2 separate regions of the Homo sapiens genome follow, and region 1 is linked to region 2. The links are chromatin contacts, found by Hi-C or POLR2A ChIA-PET in ENCODE. All regions are on one chromosome and are shown on one strand. Each heading gives the region's core, a stretch centred on a gene start or an enhancer-like site at or near the end of the contact. The rest is flanking DNA. Distances are from core to core; before and after follow the strand shown.

Region 1 (3,310 bases), core at 290-2,789, 440 kb after region 2:
AGCCACCATGTCCGGCTAATTTATTTGTTGTAGAAACAGGGTCTCACTATGTTGCTCAGGCTGGTGTCAGTGTCAAACTCCTGGACCCAAGCAATCCTCCCACCTTGGCCTCCCAAAGTGCTGGGATTATAGGCATGAGCCACAGCACCTGGCTAGATGTGAACATATTTAGGGGGGCTGTTATTTTACCTACCATGATCCCCTTCTTCCCATCCGGACCTCCCAGCTTGTCTGGCATCTTCCCCCACCCCCAGCATCCTGCCTCCCCCACTGAGGTCTTCCCGGCTCTGCCTCCCTAAAAGCCCTTCCCACACTGACAGCATTGAAGCCAACCATCCTGGTCACACTGAGCTGGCATAGCTGTCATCCTCTAGAAAGTGAGGTCTGTCCACCCCGTCACTACCCACCACTTCCTCTGCCCCACTCTTCTTAGCACTTACCCACCTGGAAGGGTATCATGATGTACCTGGGAACTTGGATTTCCCCCATTTCCCTTCTCTGGGCTGCAGGTCCCAATCCAGAGGCTGAATCCCCAGGGACAAGAACAGCGCTAGGCACTTGGTAGATACTCAACAAATCTCTCTTGAGTCACTGAGAGGTGCAGTTTCCTTCAGTCTGTCTCCAGCACCCTGTGCGGTGCCTGCCCTTCAAAACATGTTTCTGGGCCGGGCGCGGTGGCTCACGCCTGTAATTGCAGCACTTCGGGAGGCCGAGGCGGGCAGATCACTTGAGGTCGGGAATTCGAGACCAGCCTGGCCAACATGGAGAAACTCCGTCTCTACTAAGAATACAAAAATTAGCCAGGTGTGCTGGCACATGCCTGTAATCCCAGCTACTCGGGAGGCTGAGGCAGGAGAATCTCTTGAACCCAGGAGACGGAGGTTGCGGTGAGCAGTCTGGGCAACAAGAGCGAAACTCTGTCTCAAAAAAAAAAAAAGTTTCTGGCCCTGTAGGAATGACTGACTGACTGACTGAAAGAATGAATGGACCAGGAACTAGTCTGAATATGAGCCCCACCTTCACTCTGGAAGCCTGACAGCAAAGACGGGGGTCCAGGCCACGCGGCCTCTGCCTTCCCATACTGTCTTTTCTAGTGGGAGGTAAACTGATCAACTAGCTTGTAAGTTTGTAGTATTCTAACGTAGGCGCTTCCAAGGAAGTCGCTGAATATACTTGTGCCGGCGCTTCCCCGACGCAGCCCTGCAGGGAAGGATCCGGTCCAAGGTCTCTCTGCGATTTCTGAAGAATTCGGTCTTCCCGGAGCCTCTCCCCCGGCTCTTCTAGAACCGAAGGTTTTAGTTCCCATGGGCACAGCCGGAGGCCGCCTGCGCCACCCGGCCCTCAGCCGCCAGAACCAGGACAGGACTCCAGGGCGCGCGCGACCGCTGGACCCGGGAGCGGCACCTCCCACGCCGGGAGCCCCGGGCGGTGCCCGGAGTGGGGCGGGGCCTGGGCGGGGATGGGGAGGGGCTTGGCTGGCGCGGCCCCGGCATTGGCTCCGCGGGCCGGGGCGGGGCTGCGGGGTCCGCGGTGCACTCTGTAAGTTCACCGCCGGTCGGGTCCGGCCGCCGCGCTGTCCAGCTCCTGAGACCTTGCTGTCCGCCGGTCTGCCGTCTGCGCGCCTCACGGTGAGTTCGGGCTGGGATTTTCGCAGCTTCGCGGGGGTCCCCCGAGAGGCCCATCTCTGTGGCGCCCCGCCCCAGCTCGCGCCCTGGCTCTGCCTCTCACCTCACTCAGTTCCTTTCGAGGGCTCCTAGGGCTCCATGGGGCTTCCCACCCGCATCTGGGTTCCCGCAGCCTCGCCCGTGCCCGCCACGGTCCGTGGGGGCGCAACGCATCCCGACCCCGAATTCCCCGTTCTGCCCTCCATTTTGTGTCCGGGCCCCCGCCCCCCTCCCGAGACCCAGGGGTGCCCCGCCGCCCAGCATCCCCACCGGGGCTGGGGGCCGTATTTTTAGCCGATAGTGAGTTGTTCTCCTATCTTTAGCTGCGGCCGCGAATGTCCTGAAACGGATCCGGGCTGGGCTGGGCTCCGCCCGGGTAGGAGTGGGGAGGGGTCGGCGCAGGAACCCGAGCCGGAGCTAAGGAGCCGGACCCGTGGGAGGGGCGGGGGCCCGCACGCCCGAGCTCTGGCCCTGTGCCGAGCGGACACTAGGACATCGCCCAGGCCGGAAAGCACAGGGGGGAGGCTCCTCCCAGAGCTTGGAGACTAGGGCAGGGTCCCCAATCGCCCCCTTTTTCCCCGATTGTGGGACCAGAAACCCCGAAGCAAAAAGATCTCGCAGGTAATCCCCATCTGGTACTTGAACGCGCAGCTCCTTGGGGACCGCCTGCCTGGAGCCCGGGGGAGGGGCGCTGGAGACCCCGGTGCGCTCTCGGAGTCCTCCGGGACACGAGGCGATCAAGGGAGCACGCGCGCCACCTGGCGGCCGCGGAGCCGGGCACCTCTCCGGAGGCACCGGGACCCCGGGAGACCCAGCGGCCGCTAGAGGGTCTCTGCATCCTCGAGGTCTAGGAGGGCGGGAGGAGGTGGACGCCTGGGGTCAGGAGCCCTTCGTTTTTGCTATTGTTCAAAGCACTGGCCCCGGAGAATCGAAGTGCTTGAGGAAGGAAGGCCTTGTAGATATTTGCTGAATGAATGATAAAACCTACAGTGACCCGCTGAACCCCGCTATTGTACATTGGCGCTCTCACCTGCAATATTGCAGTGGGATCTCCAGTGGCCCTTTAGTGGTGGCTTCGTTGTCAGCCCATTTTATAGATGGGAAAGGTGAGACCCAGAGAGGAGAGGCGTCTTGCTGAAGGTTACTGAGGAAGTCCCAGGTGGAGCTGGATTTAAGGACAGTCTCCTGATTTAGGAGAAGAGGGGGTGTGAGGTGGCCTAATATTCTTCATGATAGGAGGATCCCTGCCTGCCGGAAGTCATTTTCTCATTGGGAGGTCCAGGGCTCCTGTCCAGGGCAATCACAGAGAGCTAGGATGCTCCTATCTGCTCCCCGACTGCTGCAGGGAGCTCCCCTCCCAGCTCCCCACAGCCCTGTCCTGATGGAGACCTCATTCTCATATCTCTGGACACATGAAAGTTGGGCAGACGGGGGCAGCCAAAGGTCAGGATGTAGATGGAGGAGATCTGGGGACCCACTGTTCCCAGCCTAGCTGTGAGCCCCTTTCTCTCCCGCTCCCCAAACATATTATGGAAGTAGGCGTGGCCCACTGCATGGGAACCACGTGGACCAGGCTGGGTACCCACTCTTCCACTTCCTAACTGGATGACGTCGCCAATGTTACTTAACATCTCTGAGGTTCAGCT
Region 2 (3,419 bases), core at 433-2,932:
AGTAGGCCTGGCCACCAGCTTGGCTCTAGGGCAAGCTGCCCTGCACAGCTGGATGGCGTCTGGAAAGGAATGTGACCGTGCAGGGCGGGGACCTGGAAGGCAGGATTCAAAGATTCCTTCAGAGGCTCTTCGCTGGTGCAGAATTATGAAAGGCATGTGGAGTCCGTGAACGTGGGGTGGCAGGGAGGACAGGGTCTGTGAAGTACTTTGGTATGTCGCCTGGGGGTTGGGACGGGCATGTCTCGAGTTTCTCTGGAGAAAAGTGAGCTTGGGCATTGCACTCCTTGAGGGGCGGGAGCACTGTGTTTCATTCACAGCACTGAGACAGGCAGAGTCCTGGAGCTCACTCTCCTCGCGTGCAGAGGCCACTTAACTGGAAAAGTGAGGTCCAAGTGGGTGAAGGAACCTCAGATTCTGTCCCTCAGTGCACAGAAGGGCTTAGGGCCAGAATCTCATTGCAGGGCTCCCACTGCCACCACCTCATCCTGCTTCCTGAAACCCCTCAGGGCAGCACTGACCTCTTGAGAGCTGCCATTGGGAGAAGTGTTCGAACCTCAACTGTCCCCTGCCTCCAAGGGGCTGCCCCAAAGTCAGCAAGCCACAGCCGATCCTCCTCCTCCCTCCTACACAAAACCACCGTCCCAGGGGAGGCAGAGCAGACCCACACCGCACCAGAGAAGGGAATGGCTAAAAGTTTCATTGTGTTTTGCTATTGACACTTAAGAAGACAGGGAGGGGAGGGTTGATTTCCGTGAATTAGGTGCATCCAGCCTGCGGGACGGAGGTGGAGACCAAGAAAAGGAGCGCAGGAATGGCTCAGCTTCCTACTGCGGCCCTGCTGCTGAGGGGAGTGGGGCTGGGATCTGCAGGAGGGCTTGGTGGTTACCCTGGAAGATTCTGGGGAGGACAGAAGCTGGGGGAGCCGACAACGCCCACTCTTAGACCCCCAGTGGGTTTACTCTGGGAAGGGGCAGGGCCCTTGGACCAGGGAGTGGTCACTGAGGGTCTCACTGGGGCCTCGGAGACAAAGGACGGCGGGGCGACAGCCACGGGAGGGTCAGGCTCCGAGTGAGGGGTGTGCCCCGGACGCGCCCCCCGCCCCCTGGAGTGATGGGTGGGTACCTGTTGAGGAAAGCGTTGCCAAACGCGTTGAGCTTGCGGAAGGGGCGCCGCGGGTCCACCACGAGCGCGTTGCCCGGCACCACGCCCTCAGTGGGGCCGTGCATGACGGCGATGAAGGAGTCGGTGGTGGGCTCGGGCCCGATGCGCATCCCCGGGAAGTCCTGCTCGATCAGGTGTCGGATGAAGGTGGTCTTGCCCGTGCTGTACTGCCCCACGAGGAGCACCATAGGCTTGTTGTCGAAGTCAGCGTCCTCCAGCGCGGGCGAGTGGAACTCGTGGAAGCGGTAGTGCTCCTCCAGGGGTAGCAGCTTCTGCGCGTACAGCTGCCGCAGCCCCTCAGCCACCGTCTGGAAGAGCTCCGGCTCCTTCTTGCGGCGGGCATCCTTGCTGACCCAGCTGAACATACTGCCGGACACGGGGCTGGCTGCTGCGGGGCAGAGCGGCGGCTGAGAGCGGGGCGAGGGTGCGGAGCCGAGGCGGGGCCGGCCGGGGCAGGGAATCGGGAGCGACCCACACTGCGCAGGCGCACAGCCCAGCCCGTCGAAGCGCCCTCTGCCGAATGCTGCGCACCCCTCGCGGAGCGGCCTTTATAGGGTCGGTCCCTCAGTGGCGGCTAGCGCCGCCGCGGCGGGGGCAGGGCGGAATTGGGGGCGGTAGGGAGGAGCCCCTCCCAGCCCCGCCCCTCCGACTGGTGCCACGTCTTCCCCTACCCCGCCCCCATTGGCTGATTCCAAATCTCGCGAGGCTGTGGTCCGGGTGCCGTGGCAACCGCACCTGTTTCGCCCCGCCCCTCGTAGGGAGGCTCGCGAAAGTGCTGCGGTTAGGAAGGCGAGGAGCGGGCGTTCGGCGGAGACGGCCTCTGGGCCGCGCGCCTTCCGGCACCGTGGCCCCCCCACACCCCCGCGGGATGGCTCCACGAGACACCCAGTCAGGCACCCTGGTTCCCTGACTACGCGCCGCGCCCGCCGTTCGCCACGTGCGGTCCTCCAGCTGGCTCGGAATCCCCGGAAGCATCGGAGTACCCCCAGGCGGCGGCACCTCCTCCTCTCAGCCCAGCTTCCCAGACACACACTGTCTTTGTCCCCTCATCTTTTATCTGCTTTGGGAGAGGGAGAGACAGGAAAGTGGTAGCAGAGCAAGCTGAGGGAGTAGAGAATCCGGGGCGGGCTGGTGACTGGGGAAAGAAAAATGGGCAGCGAGAGGCCTGACCTCCCCTCAGGCCGACGGGGTGGGAATGGGAGAGGGACGCAAGCGAGGGAGGACATGGGTGACACCGGACTCGCGCGGGAGAAGAGAAGGCTTCCCCACAAAGGCTATAGCTGGGGCAAGGCAGGGAGGGCATGAGGAGGAAGTTGAGGCTCTCTGGCCACTTGCGTATTGGGAAGTGAAATCGGAAATTCCCTATGTGGGGAAGAGGGGAAGTGTGGGGGCAACAATGAAATCTTGTGGGAATTTAGGGGGAAGTTTAAAAACCCAAATACTTCCACTTTCCTCTCGGGGTCACCACCATTTACCATCATTTACTGGGATCTGTGCCCTACCTCCCCTTACCAGTTCCTGGCTGTTCCATGGGGCTCACTCCCCCGCCATCCTCCCCGGCCACACACAGACCCCTTTGGCTGTCCAGGCTGGTGAGAATCTTCAGTGGGTGATGTCAGAGCTTTGGGGACTGATTGTTATGTAACCAGTATCAAGACACCAACCTGTGGTAGCAGGACCCTGGGGGCTCTTAAAGAGATCTGAATTGAACCTGCGACTTTGAAAGCCTCAGGTCCAACTTCCTCGCTTCTGGGAGATGTGGAAGCCTGGAGGGCTAGGGGCCTGTATCAGGGGATAACTTGGGCTGGTAGGCTAAGAGGAAGAGGCAGGAACTCAAATCTGAGAACGGGGGATATCTCAGGGGAACTGAGTGGTGGAATCTAGAGAGGACACGATGGGAGGTTTGTTCGCCTACCGCTTGTAAGATCCCTTCCGAGGGAATAGATAGTTCCCTTGCCCTCCCCTCTTGCTCCCTAACCATTGGAGAGCGGATAAGTAATTCCAACCCTGCCTGCAATCTTACGCCCCTTAGTGCTTTGATTTGATTCTTTTCATCATAGTAAAGCACACAAGCTACTGCCCCCCCCCTTTTTTTTTTTTTTTTTTTTTTTTGGTGTTATTCTCAAAAGAAGATACTGAGGCTCCTAGGCAGAGCTGTCACCAGAGGCTGCATGCCAATTGGTGACGAGGAGCCTCCGGCGGGCCTAGTCCAGACTTCCCGGGTCAGCCTTAGAAGCCACAGTGTTTGCCTCCTACTC

Evidence for each region. A loop is a pair of places that touch in the nucleus more often than their neighbours do. ChIA-PET counts read pairs that join two places held with the same protein, here RNA polymerase II (POLR2A). Pooled maps may share reads with other maps.
Region 1: a loop to region 2 is called in a pooled map, with 3 times the contacts of the local background. The contact joins the promoter of CDC42EP2 here to the promoter of EHD1 in region 2. A Hi-C loop is called at or near these places in 2 of 50 pooled maps. POLR2A ChIA-PET finds 5 or more read pairs at or near these places in 3 of 52 experiments (A673, AG04450 and HepG2).

Annotation. Positions count from the first base shown.
Region 1 is chr11:65,313,327-65,316,636 of GRCh38, forward strand. CDC42EP2 (CDC42 effector protein 2) reads left to right here and starts at 1,540. Exons shown (of 2, transcript NM_006779.4): 1 at 1,540-1,628. It overlaps LOC105369344 (a long non-coding RNA gene), which reads right to left and starts at 1,363. Exons shown (of 3, transcript XR_007062727.1): 1 at 445-1,363. RefSeq lists silencers at 1,198-1,577, 2,038-2,167, 2,338-2,497.
Region 2 is chr11:64,876,939-64,880,357 of GRCh38, forward strand. It overlaps EHD1 (EH domain containing 1), which reads right to left and starts at 1,683. Exons shown (of 5, transcript NM_006795.4): 1 at 1,123-1,683. The coding sequence starts at 1,526. MIR10392 (microRNA 10392) reads right to left here and starts at 1,671; the gene lies at 1,585-1,671. RefSeq lists enhancers at 1-596, 260-359 and silencers at 520-589, 1,440-1,489, 1,510-2,069.